Linked DNA regions of Homo sapiens: region 2 is linked to region 1. A link is an interaction called in ENCODE POLR2A ChIA-PET data of the cell type or tissue named here. Cell type or tissue: HepG2. All regions are shown on one strand. Links, peaks and the distances in the headings refer to the core of each region. The heading gives the core; the rest is flanking DNA. Region 1 holds the start of C4BPA (complement component 4 binding protein alpha). Region 2 holds the start of LINC02942 (long intergenic non-protein coding RNA 2942).

Region 1 (5,383 bases), core at 275-5,274:
TGTAAAACCTTTATTCTTGTGGGAAAGGATTAGACAATAATAGGCACAGATAAAAACATTTGTCTTAGAATATGAAATTATAAGTGTTTATTCTCTTAAAACTTTTTAATGTTGTAAAATGAATTTCTAATAATAATTTTAGAAGGCATTGCACAGAGGCAGAAAAAATGGGATATGTTTAGGAACTTGCACATAGCCTGGACTGGCCTAGATGAAGCATGGAAATTGGTGAGAGAGAAGGTGGCTGGAAAGATAAGTCAAAGCCAGTTTATGGAGGCTTTTGAATGACGTGCTAGAGAATATACACTTGTTTTTGGTAGGCAGAGAATATACATTTGTTTTTTGGCAGTCAGACCATGAAGACATGGAAGCCTTGCAAACAATGAAGTAATAAGGACAGAACATAAAGAAAGATTTCTCTCACAATGTTGGTTGTAGTATTGGTTGATGAGGGAAAAGAACTAAGAGAAACCAACGAAAGGACTCCTACAATAGTCCATATGGGAGGCATTATCAACCTGAACTGGTTTGGTGGCAGCAGAAATGAAAAAGCAGCAGCAGACACGAGAGATATTGAAAACTTGTATCAAAACAACCTGTCAACTAATCAAACATTGAAGGGTGAGGGAGAGGAAGAGTTCAAAAGTGAATCTGAAATTTTATTCCCGAGAACCAGAGGTCAGAAAAAGCTGGGGTCAGAAAGTGAAGCTTGTTGGCCGGAAATGAGAAATTCCTCTTTGGATGTGCTGAGGGTGAAGTGCTTGCAAGATGTCCAGTGGGGGGAAAAAAAAAACAAAACCTAAGAAAGTAAGTCTTGAGTTTCGGAGAGTAATCAGAAATAATAATGTAGTGCTGGCTAGTCTTCTTACTGGTAATAGTTAAAGCTGTGACAGAAGGCAAGATCATTAAAATTGCGAAGATAATTTTTTTAAAAAAAGAAGAGCCTGAGATATATCTATATTTAGGAATGAGAAGGAGGAAGAGAAGGTAACAGTAACTAAGAAAGAGAAATTAGTTAAGTTAAGGGAATCAGGTAAGTTTAGTGTCATGGAAGCCAAAGGAGAAGAGAGTTTCAGAAAGGAAATGATCAGCAGTGACAAAGGCTGCAGACAGATCCTAAGAAATGAATTAAAGATATTTTGGACTTGGACCTAAGGGCGTGCCTCAGAGAGACATGTCAGTAGAAGAGTGGTAGAAGCCAGATGGGAAAGCAACAGGTGGAGTGATGAATGAGAAAGAACAGGCAGGTAGAACAAGTCACACCTTTGAGAAGTTCAGCATCACACTAAAGAAGAAAGGTGGAATTTGAGGTATTGGCAAAATTGAAGGGACATTTCAGGATGAGAGATGCATTGAAAATGAGGCAGGAAAAGAAGAAACAATTCTCCTCGGAATGAGGAGTGAATAGGAGGGAAAATTTGACATTGATGAAGCTAAGGTAGAATGATTTTTAGTAAAGTAGGAGGTAAGAGCATCTGCTGAGAGGGAATGTGACAATTTGGTGACCTGGAGAGAAAAATCTGCAAGAGTCACTGTGGAAAGTAAACGAAAGGACTTCAATACATTGGAAAACGGTACTTTAAAGAAATAGCAGCTTTAAAGGTGATATTTCTTCCAATTTAGTCTCAAGACTGTGCAATCTGGAATCCTCCTCTATCTTCATTCTGGTCAAATCAGTGTCTCACCTTGGTGACCTAGCGCATGGTTTCTTTACATCTAATATCCTTACCACTTTTATCTAATAATTTCTACCTTTTATCCAAATCTCACATCTTCTGTAGAAACTTCCTTGATTAACTCAACCTGTTGTAGTTTAGTTCCTTTTCTGAAACTCTTCTGGGACTTTCAGTATTTATTACAGAAAAAGTGAAGTTCTCAGAAAGAATTGCCTTTTAATAGCAATCTTCTGAGCACACAAATCTTAACCTTGAGGATTAGTAGCTTAATTGGACTATGTAAGTGCTTGTGGTCTTTTTAGATCTATGCGAGAGGAAACATGGCCGGTCCTTCATTGCGTTCTTCTGAGCGCACTGGATAGATCAATTTTTGGAGGCCCTCTGGTGCCTGACATGTAGTAGCAGTTAACATTTGCTGAACTCCAAATACGTTCTAGATAACTCAGCACATAGTGGAAACCCAATGCATGTTTGATAAATTCCCCACCTTTTGTAATTCCTTGGGGTGGGATAGAGACGAGCTCTGGGCAAGAATATCAGTTTTCAAACTCCAGGAAAGCATACTGGACCTAGTGTCATGGAAAGTGGATCATTTTTGCGGAGGCTCTCTGAACCTCGCAGTATCCAAGGTTTCCAGGCTAGCTGGACTGTGTCTTGCCATAACCCTTATGTGTTTATGAAAAGAAAAAAGAATTCTGGCTTCAAATTCAAATTACCTTTCCACTTAGGGGAAATGGTTGGCAGAGGAGAAAATAAACGATTGCGACATGTTACGAAGAATGAGGACTAGCAAAGAGGAAGGAGCTTAGGTAAACAGTGCTGCTTTATTTCTGCTGTTAATCATTCATTGGGCCCGTCAAAAGTTTCTGCCCATCTATTTCCATCAACCGTCCTTGACCAGCCAACCACATGGCTGAAATTCAGGGACTCTTTGGTGGAGCAATTACCAGTCAACTTCAGGGTATTATGATAAACTCTGATCTGGGGAGGAACCAGGACTACATAGATCAAGGCAGTTTTCTTCTTTGAGAAACTATCCCAGATATCATCATAGAGTCTTCTGCTCTTCCTCAACTACCAAAGGTCGGTGGACTACTAAACCCTTGGGGAAGCTTGGAGGAAAGGCTGGTGGTTTGGCCCTTTAAGGAGTGCAGGATTAGAAGGATAAAACAGAGACAAAAGCTTGGAGGTGTTTTCAGCAGAAATCTTTTCAGGAGCACTGTATTAGGGGGATGTAAGACTTGAGACGTACTTTAAACCCTATCTGAACCTCAAGTTTTAAAAATTATAAATGGAGGAATAATATTGCATTCTAATAAAATAAGCTAAAGAAGAAGAGGTGTAAGGTGTTGCTCTTGTTACTGTATCTAAAAGACAGATGTGTTGGTTTGTTGATCTTTCACCACCTTCCCACATCAGAGTTGAGGCAAGGGGTCAATCAGACTTTTCAAAGGGTTCACAGGAAGCTTGCTTTTCTTAGTCTACATTCTGAAAACTGGGGCCATTTCTATTTTGAGATTTGATTAACCACTCCAAATCTCCTCCACCACTGACAGCAAAGATGTTTAGATTTGGTAATAAGGAGGACACTGGCCAGCCTCCAGTTGGTTTCTGAAGCTAGCAGTCTTAGTCGTCCTCATCTTCTTTACTTTCTGAATTTGACGATGCTGATAACCCTTCCTTCTTGAAATTCTCTTCTTCCTTGGTTGGCCAGGATACAGTACCATTCTGGTCCTCATTTTAATTCTTCAACCACTTGTCTCTTTGCTGATTCCTATTCTATCTCTAAATATGGTAACACCAAAAGAATAAAAAGTAGACTACAGAAGAGGCAGAAGCATCAAAGAAGGTTGGCATTAAGCTTAGAGATATGTTTGAATGTAGTATGAGCACAGAATAAAGGGGCTGATAGAAAAATAAAGAGATTTGGCCAGGTACGGTGGCTCACTCCTGTAATCCCAGCACTTTGGGAGGCCGAGGCTGGCGGATCACCTGAGGTCGGGAGTTCGAGACCAGCCTGACCAACATGGAGAACCCCTGTCTCTACTAAAATTACAAAATTAGCCAGGCATGGTGGCACATGTCTGTAATCCCAGCTACTTGGGAGGCTGAGGCAGGAGGATCATTTGAACCAGGGAGGCAGAGGTTGGGGTGAGCTGAGATCGTGCCATTGCACTCTAGTCTGGGCAACAAGAGTGAAACTCCACCTCAAAAAAAAAAAAAAAAGAAAAAAAAAAGAGATTCTAGGAAGGGTGGGGAAAGTGTGGGAGCCAGTTCTTTCTGGAGTTTGTAAGTGATATAATTGAGAGCCCAGGTATAAGGAAGAAGACACTCAGCCCGAGACTGGAGAAAAATACTATCCTTTCACAAGGTATCTGCATTTTAAAAGGGGGAAGTTAGACAAAATAAATATTAACTTAAAAAGTAACTTCTCATGGAAGGAGAAATTTGAGGACTAAAGATTTTTCCAGTGACTCTCAAATTGCACTGCATTGCTAAGTGCTGATATTATTTTTCACAAGGGACCCGCCATGCTGACTAAAGTTCTTGAGTTGGTTCCATTTCTGCAGGAATTTAAAAGGTGAAGTCCTTGAAATATGAAAGTTGGCTAGAGTAGTCTCAGCTTTTCAGTGAGCAGTTACAGAATTGCAGAATTTGTTCATCTAGGTTTAATGTCATTATTTTAGAGATGGAGGGAACTGATATCCAAGAAGCTGATATAGCTTCTTCAAGATCACAGACTTAGACTGTGGTATTGCTGGAACTCCAACTTGTGTCTTCTCAGCTCGCAAGTTCTAGCCTCCATTCCCATACTCTGTGGCCAGCTGGTTTCTGCTGAGGGACCACCAGGAGTAGTTATGGTGAACTGCAAATGCCGTAGTTGGAGAAGAGTTAGGATGCATCCTGATGGTTTGTTAGGGAAGTCTAGTCACTGTATTATCTCTCTTCAAAACTGACAAAGCATTTCACACACATTATTTCATTTGGTCCTCAGTGAGACAGTCATTCTCATTCTAAAGATAAAATTAAATTGACTTTCATTCCTTTTAGATTTATTATTGTTTATTCTGTCTTATTCCTTCCTCCGTGTAAGTTTTTTTTTTTTTTTTGAAACGGAGTCTCGCTTTGTTGCCCAGACTGGAGTGCGGTGGTGCAATCTCTGCTCACTGCAAGCTCCGTCTCCCGGGTTCACAGGCCATTCTCCTGCCTCAGCCTCCCGAGTAGCTGGGACTACAGGCGCCCGCCACCACGCCCAGCTAATTTTTTGTCTTTTTAGTAGAGACAGGGTTTCACCGTGTTAGCCAGGATGGTCTCGACTTCCTGACCTCGTGATCTGCCTGCCTTGGCCTCCCAAAGTGCTGGGATTACAGGCGTGAGCCACTGCACCCGGCCTCCTCTGTGTAAGTTTTAAGCTAGTTAAATTCTGGTGCTCAAATTAGGTCTTTCTAAAGGCAGTGAAAGAAATCTCTGCGAAATAAGGAGGAACTCTTTTCTCTTCCTCTGCATCTGCAAAAAAGCAGATGATAATCTGCGTGATAAAACTGACCTTGCAAATGTTTTTTTTTAACAAAGGAGTCACGGGGTTATATAGACCAATTACAATACCACGTTAGAGATGGAAAGTTGAATAAACACCTTCCTTGTCTTCAAGGAATTCACAATGTATTTCGGGAGGCAAAAGCAAATAGATAGTTAGGATACAAAAC
Region 2 (5,383 bases), core at 209-5,208, 140 kb after region 1:
CAAAAAGACAAACATCACATGTTCTCACTTCTTTGTGGGATCTAAAAAATCAAAACAATTGAACTCATGGAGATAGAGAGTGTAGAAGGATGATTACCAGAGGCTAGGAAGGGTATCGGGGGTGAGCTGGTGGGGGATGTGGGGATGGTTAATTGGTACAAAAAAATAGAATGAATGAATGAATAAGACCTAGTATTTGATATCACAACAGAGTGACTATAGTCAATAATAATTTAGTTGTACATTTAAAAATAACTAAAAGAGTATAATTGGATTGTCTGTCACAAAAAGGATAAACGCTTGAGGGGATGGACACCCCATTCTCCATGATGTAATTATTACATATTGCATGCCTGTATCAAAACACTTCATGTACCCTATAAATAAATATACCTACTATGTACCCACAAAAATAAATAATTCCAACATTTTTAAAAAAGCAAGAAAGGTAAAAGCACTAGGTTTTAGTGGAAAGCACAGATTTGATTCAGATTCGTGAACCAAATAAGTGGCTAAAACTTTACAGATAAGTGGCTGAACCACTTATTTGGGTACAGACAGGCCTGACAAAATTACTCAGACAATATTTGAGTGGGACATTCCTTGTGGTTTTTCCTGATTTACCTAAGTCACCTAATAAGTCACACTTGGTGCCATTCTGATCTGTTGAAAGAGGGAAGTGTGGTGCCTGAAGCACTGAAAAGCATGCGGGAGAAGGTGATAACAAGGCTCAGGTAATGAGGCTCAGGCACCTATTATCTGTAAAGTTTTGGCCAAATGTCACCTACACTTTTCTGGAAAGGTGATTTTAAAAAACCATAGGCTGTCATAAGACTAAATGTGATCATTTATGGAAAGTGCTTAGAACATAGAGGTGCCTAATAGGTAAAAGAGTCATCTAACGAACGCTCTAAATTCCTTGTTTTTTCTAACTAATATTCAGTTATTGTCTTAGAGTCTCTTCTAAAGTTAAGTCAATTCATGACGAACTTATGTGCTTTCCTTCTTTTTAGGGAGGTTAAAATTTAATCATGCTGTAATAAATGTTACATCATAATTTACCGAGTTACTTTTGGTAAATGAGAACTAAGTGCTTTGGATTTTGAACTCCTGTAACAGTCTTTGCAGCTGAACTAGGTAGGCAGGTCATTTTCAGGCCTTTCCCAAAACTCATCTTCTTGTAGTAAAAATCAGCATATTTATTATTATTATATTATTATTCAAGTATTATTTCCCATGAATTATAATTATGTACATAAACAGCTTATCTTTTACTGCCTTTTTTCAGAGACATAACACCAGGCTGAGTGTGGCTTTTGGCTGATTGAAAACCATGCAAGCATTCTTCAGGTCTGATGGAATCTTGCTGTCTGTGTATGTTCCCACTTGCAGCCACATGCTCCTGCATGCTTTTCAGTGCTTCAGGCACCACATTTCCCTCTTTTAACAGACCAGAATGGCACCAAAGTGTGACTCATTAGGTGACTTAGGTAAATCAGGAAAAACAAAAAGGAATGTCCCACTCAAATATTGTCTGAGTAATTTTGTCAGGCCTGTCTGTATTCTTGAGGTTTTTTTTTTTTTTTTTCCGTATTTCTCTTTCCCCCTCAGGCTTTAGAACTTTTGGAAGGAAATGTAACTTTCCTCATCAATTTTGTTTTGTTTGTTTTTTAATTTCATCCTTCTGTTGGCAGTCCAAATTCATAACTGAAGCCACACCTTGTCCTAAGTAGGCAGTGCTGCTCAGGATGGCTTTCTCTCACGCTGTGATTTCCTGACTCGAGTGGATCTCACACTCAGACTTATCACACTCAAGGTTTGCTTTAAGGGTGACTGAGCCTGCCCACTCTGAACCAAAGTCCTTTTTTTCCATCCCTTATTTGTTTTTTCACTCAAAAATGAATTACTTACATTCCTAGATAACAATCTCTTTTAAGTACAGCTCCTATCCTGTAAGGAAAAGATTAGGGTTCTATTGCTAAATGGCTTCAGAGTTCCACAAGGTTACTTACTCCTTGCATCAGAGCCCCTGATGCTAAAATTGAAGTTTTGAGTGTCCTTTGACTCAGTTGATTCTAGGAACCCTGATTCCACCCTCTTGCCCTGAGCTCTTCCTTAATGCAGAGCTTGGTCTTGACCTGACTTTGCCCCAGGGTGTAGCTGCTACTGGCTATTGGACAGCTGACCTCCAGTTTGGCAGAGGCTGCTGCTAGTTCTCTCTCTTTCCTTTAGTTGTTTCTAGGTGGAATCTGTGACCTTCGGGCTTCTGTCAGTGCAGGTCAACATGTACCATGAGGCCTGCGTCAGGGAGCAAACCACCCTCCCATCCCTGTATCTCATGCCTATCCAGCCTACACCGTGAGCCAGGCATTCCTAGTGCACAGGGCCCCAGGAAAGCCTGGGTAAAGTGCACAATCAATGAAAGGAAGGTAGTTTACATCAATCAATTGCAAAGATATTTATTCCATGTTAGGAATTTTATAAGTATGGTCAAATTGTAGTAATTTACACCAATTTGTGGGAGGCATAATAAATTATTTTATTAATGTTGTTTATTAACAAATTAATTATTTTATTAATGGTATAATAAATTGTTTATTAACTTCCATTTTATTTAAGGAATGTTTAACTACAATTTTTTTAAGTTTTAATACTTTTAAGTATATGCTAATACCATTACTAGGGGATTAAAAAAACTTGGTTTGTGTATATTCCTGGGGATCTACCCTAGTAAACAGATAAAGATGAAGTGCAGGCAGCTTCGCTTCCTTACATATAAATATAAATACAAAAGTGCTTAAAATTCCTTTACCTCTTAAATGAGTTCATTATCACCTGCTGTATTTTTGTTTAACAATTGGCTGTCACATTTTACCATCCAGAAAGCAAAAGTGAAATTTTTATTGTTGTCACAAATTCTGAGAAAACGAACTAGAACCTACATTTATAAGGTATGTGTAAAAGTTCTCTGTAAACCATAAAACATTATATAAATACAAGGTTTTATTTTTGCAGTTTGGTAAGTAATTTTCATTATTCAAATACTTAAATTTTTTTCCTTAAAATTTTTGTTTGTTTGTTTGTTTGTTTTGAGACAGAGTCTCGCTCTGTCGCCCAGGCTGGAGTGCAGTGGCATGATCTCAGCTCACTGCAAGCTCCGCCTTCTGGGTTCACGCCATTCTCCTGCCTCAGCCTCCCGAGTAGCTGGGACTACAGGCGCCCGCCACCAAACCCAGCTAATTTTAGTGTATTTTTAGTGAGACGGGGTTTCACCGTGTTAGCCAGGATGGTCTCGATCTCCTGACCTCGTCATCTGCCCGCCTCAGCCTCCCAAAGTGCTGGGATTACAGGCGTGAGCCACTGCAAATTGTTTTCTATAAATGCAAAACACAGGGTATTGTTGAGGTTGGTACGTAGGGAAGTGCTTGCAGATTCTGAGTTTGTGCAGTTCTTGCAAGTTTTCACAGGGCAATGTCTCTTTATCACAAAACACTTCTCAAATAACTTCAGTTAAAAAAAAGTCTCCTCTGCTGCTGACTTTATGTCTAAAGGTCCTTCATTGCCCTCAAGTAGCACAGGCAGCAAGTTGTAAAGAACACAGACCACGTGGAGCAAAACTAAACTGACTGCTCCTCACTAGCTGTGTGACTTTGGGCAAGTAGATTTACCTCTCTGTGGTTCTGTTTTGTCATTTGTAAAATGAGGATAATAATAATGCCTATCTCATGTGGTTGTTGGGGGAGTTTATATTTGTTAAATGGTTAAAACATTACCTGACAAATTATAGTAAGCATTTATACATACGTTTTTATTTACTTATTTATTTAGAGACAGGGTCTCGCTCCGTTGCCCACCCAGGCTGGAGTGCAGTGGTAGGATCTCAGCTCATTGCAACCTCTGCCTCCCAGGTTCAAGTGATTCTCATGCCTCAGCCTCCCAAGTAGCTGGAATTACAGGCAAGTGCCACCATGCCGAGTAATTTTTGTATTTTAGTAAAGATGGGGTTTCACCATGTCGGCCAGGCTGGTCTCCAACTCCTGGCCTCAAGTGATCTGCCTGCCTTGGCCTCCCAAAATGCTAGGATTACAGGCATGAGTCACTGAGCCCGGCTTACATTTTTAAAATATTTTAAATTATTGAAAGAAATAGTTCTATAGAAGGTGAGAAGTCAATTCTGCTTCCTCCAAATACTTATACACATACCCACTTTCCTTAATTCTTAGCCACATGGTAATGTGAGGGAAGGCATCCCCTTTGTGAATTATGTCATGTTATTTTATTGGCAATGGCATTGATTGGGAAGCATAAAAGTCTTCCAATAAATCCCTTTAGTTCTGTGCTGCTTTCTTTAATGAATCAGAAGAAAACACCCTCTTTCTCTCTCCCTCCCTCTCCGTCTCTTCCTCCCCTTCTCCCCTCTGCCCTCTGTCTCTCTCACTATCCAAGTTTGCAATTCGCTTCCCCGGATTACACACTGACACTATGAAAATATTAGTGAATTCCTCACTCAGCACTCTAATGCAGTGTGAATGCAAGCAAGGATATGCTCTGACTGGAGCAGCTAACATCTGCAGGTTTGCAGGTTGTTCATCTCTAGCTTCTCAACGCAACGGGAATCCAAACTCCCCAGCCAAAATAGTGCTGAGCAGCTAACCACTACAGAGTGGCTCAGAAGTGACTTGGAGGGAAGTGTTCCTCCCAGCCAGAGGCAGTTGCCATGGGTCAGTGCTTGAGTCTGAGTGAGGTGGGTCATGGTTCAATTTCAAATATCCAAGAAATAGCACCATTACTCCCCAGTTTATATGTAGTCCAAAACCTTTCGTGAGATAGTTGACCTATGGGGTTGACCCCACTGTTGGTCAAATGACTGTTATGACAGAATAAGCAAAATATTTCTTAAAAGGTTATTTACATTATTTTACCCAGAACAATTCCAGGAGCTAAGTCATCATCACTGCTTTTATTTTACACAGGGGAAAACCGAGGCAAGAAGAGAAGTCCTGTTGCATAGAAAGAGAGAGCTCAGAAACTGGAATTAGATGCCCTGGGTTCACATCTTGGCTCTGCGTCTTAAAAGGTGCTGTGTGATTCAGCTTCTCCATCCCTCAGCTTCCTTATCTCTACAGCAAATATGCTCCTACAGGGTTGCTGAAGGCTTACATGAAATAATGCATGTAATACGCTTGACACGTAGGCTGACATCTAGCAAGTGTTCAGTAAATATCAGCTAGTAAATAACAGCTACCACTCAGCTAGTGGTAATGCTGGTTGACGTGATGGGGTGGTGATAGCAGTGGTATCAAGAGTAGCGGAGAAAGAAAAGACAAAATTCAGCAAGATTTCTTATCCCTTTTATTAATTATCAGTGTCCAAATGTGTTTTT

Evidence for each region. Peaks named below come from ENCODE experiments on the same cell type or tissue, not always from the same donor. Only the 100,000 strongest peaks of a DNase experiment are listed, where the experiment ranks them.
Region 2: POLR2A ChIA-PET joins it to region 1 with 6 read pairs; 2 of 35 experiments call an interaction of 5 or more read pairs at or near these places.

The regions. Positions count from the first base shown.
Region 1 is chr1:207,101,672-207,107,054 of GRCh38, forward strand. C4BPA (complement component 4 binding protein alpha) reads left to right here and starts at 2,562. Exons shown (of 12, transcript NM_000715.4): 1 at 2,562-2,759. In HepG2, for the core only: no CTCF peak of the experiment used is centred there; a DNase peak (open chromatin) is centred at 2,520.
Region 2 is chr1:207,239,460-207,244,842 of GRCh38, forward strand. LINC02942 (long intergenic non-protein coding RNA 2942) reads left to right here and starts at 653. Exons shown (of 4, transcript NR_186170.1): 1 at 653-734; 2 at 4,974-5,077. The region is part of intron 1 of LOC107985251 (a long non-coding RNA gene); the gene reads right to left. In HepG2, for the core only: no CTCF peak of the experiment used is centred there; DNase peaks (open chromatin) are centred at 1,452, 1,952 and 2,292; H3K4me3 peaks cover 568 bases.